Regions from separate parts of the Mus musculus genome. Here regions 1 and 2 are each linked to region 3. Evidence: chromatin loops called from intact Hi-C (ENCODE). Cell type or tissue: heart. All regions are shown on one strand. Each heading gives the region's core, and the rest is flanking DNA. Links, peaks and the distances in the headings are about the cores only.

What was found. Hi-C counts contacts between places; a loop is a spot of excess contacts. Peaks named below come from ENCODE experiments on the same cell type or tissue, not always from the same donor. Only the 100,000 strongest peaks of a DNase experiment are listed, where the experiment ranks them.
Region 1: a loop joins it to region 3, with 2.3 times the contacts of the local background. A loop is called at or near these places in 2 of 42 quality-filtered maps.
Region 2: it touches region 3 in a loop (4-fold over the local background); 7 of 42 quality-filtered maps call a loop at or near these places.

The regions. Positions count from the first base shown.
Region 1 is chr4:88,540,917-88,544,916 of GRCm38, forward strand. No RefSeq gene overlaps it. Among named protein-coding and RNA genes, the nearest start is that of Ifna15, 15 kb to the right of the region's middle. In heart, for the core only: no CTCF peak of the experiment used is centred there; no DNase peak of the experiment used is centred there.
Region 2 is chr4:88,512,449-88,516,448 of GRCm38, forward strand. No RefSeq gene overlaps it. Among named protein-coding and RNA genes, the nearest start is that of Ifnb1, 8.3 kb to the right of the region's middle. In heart, for the core only: CTCF peaks have their summits at 2,150 (motif pointing left) and 3,690; DNase peaks (open chromatin) are centred at 2,193 and 3,383; H3K4me3 peaks cover 606 bases; H3K27ac peaks cover 1,205 bases.
Region 3 is chr4:88,436,183-88,442,244 of GRCm38, forward strand. Hacd4 (3-hydroxyacyl-CoA dehydratase 4) reads right to left here and starts at 2,733. Exons shown (of 7, transcript NM_025760.5): 1 at 2,651-2,733; 2 at 1,278-1,381. The coding sequence starts at 2,688. In heart, for the core only: no CTCF peak of the experiment used is centred there; a DNase peak (open chromatin) is centred at 2,769; H3K4me3 peaks cover 961 bases; H3K27ac peaks cover 1,401 bases.

The sequences.
Region 1 (4,000 bases), core at 1-4,000, 100 kb after region 3:
TGGCCAATCGAGATTCTTCTGTTGTGAATTCTCTGTTTAGCTCTATATCCCATTTTTTTTTTTTTTTGTATTGGATTGTTTGGGATTTTGGAGGTTAGCTTCTTGAGTCCTTTATATATTTTGGATATTAGCCCTCTATTACATGTGGGGTTGGTCAAGATTTTTTCCCAATCTGTAGGTTGATAATTTTTCCAATTGACCTTTGCCTTACAGAAGCTTTTCAGTTTGATGAGGTCCCATTTATCAATTCTTGATCTCAGAAACAGCCATTAAAGTTCTGTTTAGGAAACTACCCCTGTCACTCATGCCAATGAGTTCAAGGCTCTTTCCCATCTTCTCTTCTATTAGATTCAGTGTATCTGGTTTTACGTTGAGGTCCTTGATCCACTTGGACTTGAACTTTGTGCAAAGTGACAAGTATGGTTCTATTTTCATTTTTCGACATACTGATTGCCAGTTAGACCAGCTCCATTTGTTGAAGATCCTTTCTTTTTTTCCATTGCATATTTTCGGCTTCTTTATCAAAGATCAAGTGTCCATACGTTTGTGGTTTTATTTCTGGGTTTTCAATTCAATTCCGCTGATCAATCTGTCTGTCTCTGTATCAATACCATGTCATTTTGTTTGTTTTTTCCAATTTTTTATTAGATATTTTCTTCCTTTACATTTCAAATGCTATCCTGAAAGTCCCCTATACCCTCCCCCAACCCTGCTCCCCTACCCACCCACTCCCACTTCTTGGCCCTGGTGTTCCCCTGTTCTGGGGCATATAAAGTTTGCAATAAAAATGGGGCTCTCTTCCCAGTGATGGCCAACTAGGCCATCGTCTGCTACATATGCAGCTAGAGACATGAGCTCTGGGGGTACTGGTTAGTTCATATTGTTGTTCTACCTATAGGGTTGCAGACCCTTTCAGCTCCTTGGGTACTTTCTCTAGCTCCTCCATTGGGGGCCCTGTGTTCCATCCAATAGATGATTGTGAGCATACACTTCTGTATTTGCCAGGCATTGGCATAGACTCACAAGAGACAGCTATTTTAGGGTCCTTTCAGCAAAATCTTGCTGGCATATGCGATAGTATCTGGGTTTGGTGGCTGATTATGGGATGGATCCCCAGGTGGGGTAGTCTCTGGATGGTGCATCCTTTTGTCTCAGCTCCAAACTTTGTCTCTGTAACTCCTTCCATGGGTATTTTGTTCCCCATTCTAAAGAGGGATGAAGTATCCACACTTTACCATGTAGTTTTTATTACTATTGCTCTGTAGTACCACTTGGCTAAGATAAAACATCACAACTTTCTTCAGAGAACTTGAAAACAACACTAAAATCCTATGAAAGCACAGAAGATCAGGCTGGGGAGGGCCCTGGAGGACGGGCAATGCTGCTGCTATTGCTGTACCTGATTTCAAGTTGTCCTGCAGAAGCTTGCTAACAAACCCTGTGTGGAGATGGCACAAAAGCAGACACAGACTCAGTAGACAGCCTATGAGGAAGTCCACACAACCATAATCACTAGAGGTTTTCTTTTGTTTGTTTGTTTTAGTATTTATTTTGTGCGTGTGTGAGTGTGTTGCCTGTATTTATGTATGTGCAACACATGTGTGTCTGGTGCTCACAGAGACCTGGTGCTCACAGAGACCAGGTGAAGGTATTGAAAGCCCTAAAACTGTAATGCCAGATGGTTGTGAGCTTCCATGTGGGTGCTGGGAATCATCTTATTTTTTGATAGAGTCTCTTCCTGAACCTTGAGCTACCAGCTCAGCAGGAAGCCCCAGGGAGTTTCCTGCTTTGCTGCTCAGTGCTGACATTTTGGCATGCACTGATGTACCCTAGTTGTAATGTGAGTGCCGGGGGTTCAAACTCAAGTTTTCACGCTTTTGTGGCAAGCCCTTTACTGACTAAGCCATCTCTCCAGTCCTTAATATTTTAAATTATCTAACTTATAGTTATTCCCATTATTATTTAATTATGGATTTTCTTTGTCCAGTTCACTTTCCCAAATTTAATGCACTTCACTGGATGCTCATCAATATTAGTATTGATTTTAGTTATTGGCATCTCACTGATATCCATATCTCCAATGTTCCTTTTTTGTACCTTCTTCCTCTGTGGTTGCCTATATGTTTGTTTTATTCTTGCTTAAATTTAGGCTTCTCTCTATGCAGAATAAGATGTGTGCTTTAATCCAGTAAAGAACTCTTTAGTAGGGGGTGTGTAAATATGTGTGTGAATTATTTTTACCATTTGTGTTCAGCCCTGACTGATGCAGATTAGTGCTTCACCATTACGGTTTTCATATGCAGTACCATCTTTACTCTCTGATTGTTCTCAGAGACTTTTGAGTAAAGGACACCTTTACTGTGTCAATATCTTCCGGGAGCTTTTCCTGATTTTCTTATTCTCACCAAGGTGGTTTGCTTTGCAGTCAGCGCAGTGCTTGAGAGACAGGATGGGGGAGATCGTACACAGAGAGTCCATGTTCACATAGCCGGAGATGAGGAGCTTTAAGGAATTAGTGGCTACAAATTGATGCTGGGTTTCAGAAGACACAGGGACTGGATTAGCAGTTCTTCAGAACACGGTGAACGCAGTCTCGGGATCAGCTACTCCAAATGTAGTTGTGTGGTCATTGGGATGGTAATCAAGTTGAAGCCATTTTCATTTTAAGATCCAACACATAACTAAAAATTTATGAGCCTGATATTCATATCCTGCTTGTAAACTCTCTCTGAGGATAGTCTCATTCTCTATTTAAAACATTGAAAAGTGGTAACCCTGTTTCTGTGGAAGGTCATGGTAGCTCTGGCATCTTCAAGACAGACTTATATGAAGCAAAATGTATTTACAATAGAAAAATTAGTAAAAGTTGTATTTGTGCATCACACTGTCTATTCCTTTAAGCTGTCTCAAGCTTTACCCAAGAAGGCCCGGAGGCCTATTGGATCTGAGTGCTAAGCTTAGGCAGCTTTTCAACTATCCCTGCAGGCATCTGATGGGCTATCTTTGGTGATGTAAATCTAATGTCAAATTGGATCAATCTAAGACAGTGGGAGAATAACGATTTTAGATGACATTCTTTCTCTGTCCTCCAGACTCTCCACTTTTGTAGTCTTCCTTTGACTGGCCAGTAACCAGATATGTAAGCCTGATGTGATACTGCCATCTACTGGAAAGAAAGGGAAATACTGGCTTTGAAAAGACATTAATCTACCATGACTTCCAGCAGGGCAGAATGTAGAAAGTTAGCAGTAAGCAAAAGGGCATTTTGGTGTCCTGTGCATCTAAGAACAAAGAACAAGATGAATAAAGGAAAAGTAACTCATGATAGTTACCTATATATGCAAATGCATGCAAATATAAGTCCAAACTTTATATTTTCAGTATTCATGTTTTTACTCCAAAGGCCAGTCTTGTCATTTTAAAGTTTTGGTAAAAGCCCCTACCACCAAAGAAAATAATTACATAGACACTGGTAAGAGTGACAGCATGGATGTATTTGAATAGCTTTTATGAAGTGAAAATTTGATGCTCAGAGGTGTCAAACCTTGACAGCATAGAGGGTCCTGGAGGATCCAAACTTGCAGCCGATGGTCAGGTTCTTGAGAAACTTGTCATTAAAATGTGTGGTGCCTGTAATAGCAGGAGGATGCAGAGGAGACTTTGAAATATTTATAGTCTACAAAAGTGGAAGAGGACAAAAAGAAAAATTTTGAGAATATTTTTTCCAGAATACTGGAAATTAATCCAAATTTGCTTTGGGGGAACATGTATTTTAGACACCTGAACGCCAGTAAGCAGGTGGAGAGCTGCAGAGGTTTAGCTTGTACTAGTCTGACACATATTTTCAACTCATCAATAGCCTTAAAGAATGTCATCCCTCTTTCCTGGTACCATCAGGAAATAAATGAAGCTATAGTACTTGTTTTCAAGTCCCACTCCCAAAGGTTGTTATTGTTTGAACACATATTGTGTGCCCATGAAGGTCCTCACTAGCTTTTTT
Region 2 (4,000 bases), core at 1-4,000, 75 kb after region 3:
CAGCTTCCTGCTGCTGCAGATGGAGGAAACTGAAGTGACCAGAGGAGACTCTCTGGGCAAAACCAAACAGAATAGTAGACTCACAAAGTGATGCCCAGGGAGAAGACCAAAGCTGTCTCCTCCCTGTGTTACTGGTTGGATTATCTTCTCACCACCCACATACTGAAATGTGAGCCCCCAGTACTTCACCACTTTGACCTGTGGAAATAGTGTTGTTGAAGGTAAATTAGGGTGAGTTGTGTTGGAAGAGGGTGGGCCAAGAGAAGTATTAACCTCGTATAAAGGGAGAGATTAGGGGACGAATACACACAGGGACAAGCATGATTGTTGCAGAGATAGAGTGTCAGCAAACCTCCAGGAATTAGGAGAGAGGCCCCTAGAGAGGACCCCTTCCAATACCTTGCACTCAGATAGTTATCTCCTAGGACCAAGGGGCTGAATGGTTTTGCTTTTCTATGTTACTCAACTTGGGGGATTTTGTTACAGCAGCCTAGGAATCAGATACACCCCCAGGAAATTTTACCAGCATTGAATGTGTAAAGGTATGAGATGGGCTATTAGGCAGAACTGCCATGGCCCTTTTGTGCATAAGGAACACATGTCCTTCACACATGTTGAAAGTTTGATGACATCCGCCATGGACTGAGAAGGCTTTCTACTGTTGCTTGGAAAACAATTGAAATATAATGGAAGCAATGCTCTGTGATGGTCTAAAGTTCACAGTTATGGGAAAGGTAGCAATCTATGTTAAGCTCCTCAAGCGACTTCTTAGGCCCAGCCAGTTCTGGAATGTCTCTGCTGCAGAGACACCCTGGTTAGCATTCTTGAAAGTTCTGGGAACACGGAAATTATTGAGTAGTAGCATCAACTGCTGCTTCCGATTTGATGAAGAACTGCACTTTCAGTCTCTTCAAACATTGGCCATCTGAGAGTGGTGACACTGGGTTGTGTGTGTGAAAAAGGGAAGCTCAGACGAAAGCTGAGAGATTTACAAAGATCGGATCCAGTGATACACATCTACATACGCACCCTCAGTCTTGCTTCAGGCCACCAAGTCTTTGTCTCAGTTTCTCAGCATTTTCTCTCTTTCCCAGTCTCACCCTCTTTCCATCTACCCCTTCCATTCACCCAAGGCTCCTGTCCACAATGAAGGTATGACCATGCCACTTAAAAACCCAGCCTGCTAGGCCTTCAGCCTGCATCCTGACTTTAAGTTCCAGCTCCACGTCTCCCTGCTCTTACCCAGCCCCTGCTTTCTTTTAGCACTGTACTACATGGCATGTCCTGAATTACCATGGTGCTCTTTGCCACCATCTTTTCATTTAAAGTGTCAGTATGGCTTCAAGTCCTAGTTCAAATCTCACCTTTATACAGTCTGTCCAGATCCTATCAAATAGAGGGAGTCCCTTTCCATGGGGTTTCTGCAGGAAATCGCTCATCGTTAGAATGGCATTTATCCAGTTATCAACTTTAGACCAATACATCTGTTTCCTTGTGGAAACAAGCTTCTAGAGTAGAGTGCTTGTGCCTGCTTATCTGTGTGAGCTCAGGGCTGACACAGCATCGGGTACTGCGTGCACTGAGGAAATGTTGCTTGACTTTTGTTGAATGATATAGCTATGTGCTTCTACTTCATATTATCTGAATAATAATAATAATAATAATAATAATAATAATAATAATAATAATAATAAAGAGGCCAGTTAAAGTGAAGGCCTTAGTCATCTTTCTTTAGGTGTTCCAACTGTACTCGGGTTAAAATATTCAATAGGGGAGGGCTAAAGGTTGTTTCATAAATCCTTGTCTTTGCTTATCACACAAGCATCAGCTCATGGAGGAAAGGCAAGGAGGGGCCCAGCCAGGTGTGAGTTAGAATGCCTCTCTATACTTTAAAGGGTAGGCCTATGGAGTAATCCTCACAAAACCTGGATTATGCTGAAAGGTGGGTCATTGCCTGGGTCCATAGGTTTCTAGATGATTTACAGCTCCCTTTACTATTTTCAGACTCAGTGTAAACATATTATGAGATTTCATTTGCTTCAGACACAGCTAAACAGTATTTTCATGCATGTTGCATGAGTCTTTCCCTCTTCTGTCCTTTGAGCTGGTTTTCTTTAATCGGGCCCGTCAAAGAAGGGCACCACCTAGAGGCCAACCAAGCACAGGCTGCAAGCTGGAAGTGGCAACCTGATCCTAAGAGTTAACAGTGGGCACTCCCTGCTAGTTGTTCCTTCCTCCAGCACCCTGGCATGATATCGGCCTATTCTATTACGCCCTATTTTGGGAACACATGCTTATTGCCAATTAGTGTTTGTGGGAATGAGATACTAACAGGGGCTCAAGCAGGACAAATGTCCAATCACAGAGTTAGGGGTCTGCCAGACTCTCATAGGACTCTCTCACACTGCTGGCCCTGATGCTGTGTGGCAGAAACAGGTGTCTAGTACCATGTGGAAAGTGCAAAACCCAGTTCAGATACCTAACACAGGACATCAGCGAAGACTGGTTCTCCTTCCTGCTCATGTCTCCCCACACCTGAGTGCATCTGTTATCCACCTTTGCCTAGACATTTCACACACTTGAAATAACTGGACTTGCTTTTTAAAGTAGCCAGGTAATCACAATTGGAACTCTAGGAAAGCATTAGCCATATGTGTTATCATACATGTTCAATATATTAATTCGTTCCCACCACCTGCCATTATGGTAAAAGTAACACTTATGTAGATTCCATTATGACAACAATTCTTCATCAGCAGCCTGATTATTTGGGACTTGATCTCAGGAAGGGTGCTCTGGAAAGCACATCTAGTTTGATGTTAAGAAATTCCATAATTGTTTATTTGCTTTGAAGTTAAACATTGGACATTTTCTTTTGGATTGGTGCTAGACTGAATCAGACAGCCTCCTGGCTTCTCACAGCAACCCTGAAGAGCTTCCGGTAGTATTATTCCTAATTTACATAATGTCTCCAATATGATCCACTTAGCACGTGGCTGAGGCCATCAGTTCTCAGGTTTGTATTACACCATACTCTAGGCTTTTGTTATCAAAGTATACCTAGCTTTTCTTTTTTAAACATTTGAGCCTTTAAAAATTATAGTTTCTAATTCATGCATTAAGATTGGTAGGTTATTTTCTGCTTTGAAAGTTGTCTGACCTCTGGATTTTCCTACAAACTTAAAATGAGCTAATCCATTAATTAAAACTCGAAGGGAAAGAGAAATGTGTTGTGTCTCTCTTCGGAACAAACAGCGCAGCCCATTCTCATTCTTTAACATTCCTATGAGATAACGAAAGCAGTGTGGGTCAGACTTGAAAAGGAAACTGCACGCAGAGAGGTTTCATGCTTGTGCAGGATAAAACGGGCTTGGTTGAAAGAAGGAAATGCAGCCAGCCAGGGGACATGATGACTCAGTGCAACCAGTTACCTCCAGAACCTTCAGGGTGGAAGCAGAGTTGGGAGGTGGGGGAGCAGAAGGAGATGGGAATTTCTAGCTCTTATCTCTAGAGGAGGAAGGGGGACTGCTCTTCTAAACGGGGGGGGGGGGGGGGAGGCAGCCCCTTCAGTGATGGGTCCTATGAGACCCTAGCAGTCAGTGTAACTCTTGGCACAAAGCCAGAGGCTGTAATGCTGCAGTGTGAGTCACTGGGCAGTAGGGCTTCATACTCCATTACTGCAACTAAGTACTTTATAGATGAATGAAATATCAGTTGACTTGGAGGTCAACAATAGCAGAGTGTGACCTCTGGTACAGTGATGCCTCTGCTTTTTGCCAGACTATGCAGCCTGCTGAGCCTCACAGGGCCCCCCTTGGCTTCCTTACGTACAAAGATGCCTGAAAGGGTATCAGGAAAGTTATATAAAATGATCTATCTGATACCCCCTAAGTCATCTTTCAGCAGAATCCACTGCAGAAAGAAATTCCTTAAGAAATGTATTTATCACTGTAATACTTGCATCACGATGAGCTTATGTGATCCAGAAGTTTTCCTTCTG
Region 3 (6,062 bases), core at 1,111-5,110:
TTATGATGGTGGGGTTGGGGGTGTCACCACAACATGAGGAACTATATTAAAGAGTCCCAGCATTAGGAAGATTGAGAGACACTGGCTTAGGGAATGGAACCGGTCTCCCATTCCATTGTTCTCAGGCTTCATTTCCAATGAACAGACCAGTTCTGTTTATCTAATCACAGTAGCTGCTACAATTATAGTGGCAAGACATTTGGCTAAGGCTACTTCGCCCACTCTAGGGTTAGGGCCACATCAGAATTCTTGACTGGGGCCTGGGGTGTAAATGAGCTGCAGTCTGATCACACAGCCTATCCTAACAAGGTTACAGAGCTGATGGCCTCCTACCACTTGTGTCTCAGTCTTCCTCTGGTTGAAAACTCTCAGCTCTCATGGTTGACATTCAAGCCTTCTGCTTTGGCTTTGAGATTAATAACAAAGGCAAGATTGTATACATTTTCAGTAAGACTGAGAGACACAGGAGAGTTTGTTACTGTCTAACAGATGAGTGTGATACAGGAGACTTGATTGATGAGTTCAGCATGTTTTTTTTTTCCAGCTACGCTCGTGTTTGTTTTTAGCTAAACCAGCAGTTGCTCAAATTGTCAAGTCACCAAACAGTTGTAAACTGTAATGACACTTACTCATGTGGGGATGGGACTCAGAGAAGGTTGTTTTGACAGTCACTTGGTGATTCACTCTTTAACAATCTGAAGTGAATAGTTTAAAGCATGAATTCTTGACTTTTTAGGAAACTGAAGGAAGCTTATGATTCAAGTCATCAATACCAACTGCTTGTCGGTGACTAGTCATCGGTGTGTGTGTCATGTACGTATTACTTCTTGAGGGATCAAACAGGGTCTTGGGGGCATAAAGTTTGTCTGTCATTCAGTTACTGGCCATCTCCAGCTACCCTAAGTCTGGGGATGAGTACGCAGTGGAGGAATTTTATTAATTTCTCATTGCTCTGCACAGAATGTCAGGCTGGAACTTACAGACTTTTCAAAATGTGTTTAATTTATGAGTTTTGTGCAGAACCAAAATGGAACATTCCAAAGATAGGTTTTTGCTTTCAGAGCAAACTGGCAGCTCTGGGGCAAGACAGGCCCCTCTCGCCTGGTCTCATCTTCTCCCTTTAAGTCTGAAATAGTTAAGTATACTTATGGAAAAACAAACTCCAGAGACGTGAATGGTTCCAGATGCAGGATGCAAGAAGTTCAAAATGAAAATCAGTGAGGCCAGATGAATCCAGGGATAATAGTTAGAAATCGAAACCATTTAGGAGTGTTTACCTTTCCCAAATGAGAAGAATCTGACTGTCATATTTGCCAGTATCCATGAGTGGCCACAGAACTGAATTAAGTAATAGATGAAAAGATATACATTCTTCCTATACCTATAAATACAGAAAAATGCCATTAAACACATCTTTTAATGTAATGTACCAGTCAAACTGAGCAAGCAAAAGAAAACTGTTCCAGGTCAGAGTTCTATATTGGGGTCTTTCACTGGGTTGTCCCTCCAAACCCATGAGAGTCCGATGGGATGAATTTATCTAACAAGAGTATGTTGACTGAGATTGCTTAAAACCAAAGGTAGTTCTTTTCCACACTTCATTCTCATCTTTGATAACATTCTAACCTTGTTTCTCTAACACTTTCAGCCACTATGAGAAAAGCTTTGAAAGTTGAAGGGGACAGGGAAGAAACACTGACGCAAAGGGACTGATTTGGGCAGCTTGAACTCCAGTAGCTCAGCTTGCCAAATTAACTTGAAAGAGCTGGCTTACAGTTATCAAAGGGGAGTGGTCACAATTGGATTATGACTCAGTCATTGAACACACCTGACTTTTGTGATTGGGGTTGCACTCTCGTTCTTCCTGGCCCTGCCTCCTGTTGTATTTTACAAGGGAAGCTAGTTCTCTCCATCAAATGCACATAGAAAGCAGTTTAGTTGCTCAGCCAAAAAAAAAAAAAGGAAGTCAAGCTGAGTGTAAAGCTGTGTGTGTGTGTGGGTTCCTGGGGAGAGGACAGCCAGGGTGTAAACTGAATTTAAAAAAGAAGATTGGTGATTCTTGGTTTGAGGAGCTGGAAAAGGAGGTGAAGGGCTTCCCGGTGTGCACAAGGATGTGTAGAGTGGCCTTGTTAGTGTTAACAATGACTTCTCTTAGTTGGAAACTTCTGAGAAACAAGATATATAAGCAAACTCTATGGAGCAGTCAACAGATGACCAAAACTGCTATAGGGGTTAAAAGGGGAAAACTGCAAGCCAATCAGCATCACCAGGCTTCAGGTAAGCACTCCCCCCAGGCCCTAGTTTCCCTGGAATCTGGCCTGTGACAGATGCTGCTGCTACAGGATGCTGTCAAAATCACCCTGTGCCAAAATCTAGGGCGCAGCAAGGACAAGGAAGAGAAGAACTTGTGGGAGCGCACAAAGAGAAGAGGTGGCCTTGCAGCCCACCCTTCCATTTCCTCATCTCCAAAACTAAAAAACCGAAGGAAACAGCAAAGCCTCTGTCCTGAGCTATGGAGGAGAAAATGCAATCCACTACCAGGCAGAAGGAGCAGTGTTAAACAGTCAGGAGCTTCGCGGGAGTGAAAGCCGATGGGTGGGCTTCTGCCCAGTTCCCTGGCCCCTCCCTCCCCGCAGCCCCCTAATCCTACCTGGGCTGCAGCCAGGCTGGCAGCACCGAGGGCCCCATGGGCCACAGTCTGCTCCTCTGGCACCTCCGGGAAGCAGCAGGAGTGGGCTGGGAAAGCGGTAGGGGCGGGACGCCTCAGGCTGGGCTCGGGAAGGGCGGGGCCTCAACACACTCAGCAAGTTTTGAAAAAAAGCAGAGGTCAGGAGATGGGCAGGAGATGAAAGTCAAATTCCTGCCATGCTGCCCTAGGAGAGCTGGCCAGGCATAGAAAGTATGCGGGATGAACAAGCACATCCGCCCGAGGCTTTCCAAACTGATCCCAGGCTACTGATCTGTGGCTGGAGACCCCTAAGTTCACCTGCCTATACTCTTAACTGGATATAACTAGCTCTAAGGTTGCATGATCCTCAGGGTGGCCAGGGCCTTTCTTAGAAGCCCTAAGGTAGGAGAACGGTTCAGGAAGGAAAGCTAAGGGCAAATGGCCCAATATCTGTTCAAACATGAGCCAGAGCCCTCCAGAAATCCATCCCTGACACTTAGAGACCTGGGTGGCAGTGGTGTGCATAAATGCTTTTGTTCATTTAAGTTAATGTCATTTATTTAATGTTTAATGTCATTAAGTTAATGTTATTCGCTTAAGTTAATGTCGCTGCCCATGGCCAACACTCCCACACATCTTTTCCTGGTTTCTTGGGACAATGGCATCCCATCTCCTAGACAGAGTGACCCACCTCCTGGGTTCGTGAAGATCAGATTCCAATTATTCTGTTCTACCAGGTGAAGAGAACAAAACAGCTCCCCAAAGTATTTTCCCAAAAAAAAAAAAAAAAAAAAAAAAACCACCGCCACCACCAAAAAAGAAAAAGAAGAAATGGGAAAAAATAAAGAAAAAAAAAAGAAAAGAAAAAAACTCCCCCAAAACCCACAAGTGGAACAGTTACATATAGTTGCTGGAGTTGGAAGGTAGTGCTTCCATCTTACCAAAAAGGAAGTTGAGGCCTTAAGAAATATTGTCACTCACCACAGGTCACACAGCTGATAAACAGCAGGGTTAGAAGTTACAGTCAGCAATTTTTCTTCTTGGGTCATGGTTTCCTTCCTCATAGCTGTCACAGAGTCTGCCTCTTAGATGTCCCACTGTTCCGTGTCTCCCCGCCCCCCACCAGGGGCCAGCTCCTCTGTAGCCTCCGTTCCTTCTCAAGCCCCTTGGCAGAGGCTGCACTGTCCTCTCAACTGTCTCCATTGTCTCCTGTACACTGGCCTTCATGGCAGTGTAGGAACAAATTCATGTCACGTGGTCGTTCACACCCGTAACCCCAGCACTCTAGAAGCCGAGGTGGGGAGCTGATTCCGCCTTCAGCATCAGCCTGGGCTACACAGTGAGTTCCAGGCACCCTGAGTACAGAGGGAGACCCTATCTGGAGGGGTGGAGGGAAGGGGGTGCATTTTCAGATCTCTAACCCCAGAGTTTAGAACCCCTCTTTTAAACACCCCCCTCAAACCTTTGTCATCTGCCATCAACATCCAGGGCCCTATCTCATTTCCTATCACCCTTTTGCTCCATGTACCTTACAGTTTGGACTCCCAACACTCCCGAAACTACTCTCAGGGTTCCCCAAGTCCTTTCTACTGTCCCTCGGGCTTCAATTATAGGACGTGAATCTGTGAGCTTAAGAGCAAACAACACATAGACAAGAAACTATTTCCAAAGCCATCTGTGCCCAAACCCAGCAGAAGCCAGGGGTTCTGGACAGACTGGAGCTGGGAGGACAGGGTGTCTGCCCGAGAAGAGGTCCTTTATCAGCAAACTCTTCTTCATCCTTCTCCTGCCCTCCCTTCACTTCTCCAACTCTGCATATGGCTATGACTCCCATGCCCTGCCTCTCTGCACAGCATCCTCCCTCTGCTTCCTCAGAGGTAGGCCCTAGGTCAGCTCTTCTGCAGAGACAATCACCGTGCACAGCTCCATCTCTTCGAAGCCTTTCCGACTCTCTTCTGAATACTAGCTCTGGCCTTGGGACGGTTTCTGGGTATTGCTTTGTGAGAGTTTCATTATTTCCAGTTAAAACTGTTTCAAATGAGCTTACCGCCTTCCTTCTTAGATCACTGCCTACTTTTCTACAGCGAAGTCACCATTCTCAGAGCTACTTAGGTTTAAAACTCTGGCATCATTGCAAAGTATCCCCACCCAATACAGTCTTATCAGTTAGAGCAACTACTAACTTCCTACATTCGTTCACACACTCCAGCAGCAGTGTGAGCTGAAGCCGGCCCTCTTCAACCCAGTCTATACCATCTCCACAGCCACCTCCTGAACCTTCACTCCATCACTTGGCTTTACGTCTCTCGGATACATCAAAGATTCTATTTTAGTACCAGATGAAAAACAGGCCAATTAACCAACAAAAATAACAACAACGGCAATGAAACCTTCCCCATCCAGCAGAAATAGGTACAAGAATTTTCCAAGGAAATGGGTACAAGAATTATTACGATAAATCTGTCTAGATGAGAAGTGAAATTCCTCTCTTCCCTTGGAAGACAAACCCAGTGCACGTGTTCCTGAGGCCCAGGCAGTGATGTGGAGCTACCTTTACCCCACCCCATTCGCAGTCAGAGATTTGTGCAAGGCTACAGAAAGTCTTTCTTCCTTTTTAAACCTGTATTTTATTTTAAATTATATTTATGTATATGTAGGTACATATGTATGTACGTATGCATGTATGGGTGAGTGCATGTGAATACAGGCGCCTGTGGAAGCCAGAGGCATCCAATCCCCTGGATGTAGACTGGCCTGAGCTCAGGTCCTCTGCAGGAGCAGTATGTGTTCTTAACCACTGAGCCATCTCTCCAGTGCCTGGACAGCATTTCTTAAAATAGAAGTCTATCTCATAGAGGGACTTGATTTGGTAGTCCAATCTTATCTTTAGCCTGGGACCCATGGGTGTCATTTGTTGTCTATCACCCCTTGTGTTCTCTGACTCCACCAGGCACTCTCTGTCCCTGCGCCTCTGTGAATCTTCTCCCTTTAACTTGACATTTCTCTTCTACCTCCCCGTCCCTTCTCACAGCCCACCATTTACCTTAAAGAGTTCTATTCATTCTTTAAAGGCTTTCCCAGAGCTCCCTGTGGGAGTCACACTGAGTTAATGTATGTCTAAGATGACAAACACCTTAGGCTATCATTAGCCAGATCCTTCCTCCTCTAGATTATAGATTCCAAGGGGGCTGTATGTCTTGTGCTAACAGTGAGAACCTGGCAAGCTTAAACCTTTGTAAACACGGTTCCCTTTTGTGAAGAGCCCACAGCTGTTGGGAAGATTAAGCAGGAAAATGTACAGATGAAAGAGGGTCACAGCATTTAGCACAGTGGCTGGCACAGCAGGTGTTTATTAAAGTGGACACAGATCAACCAGGGAAGCCTGCATTTCCCC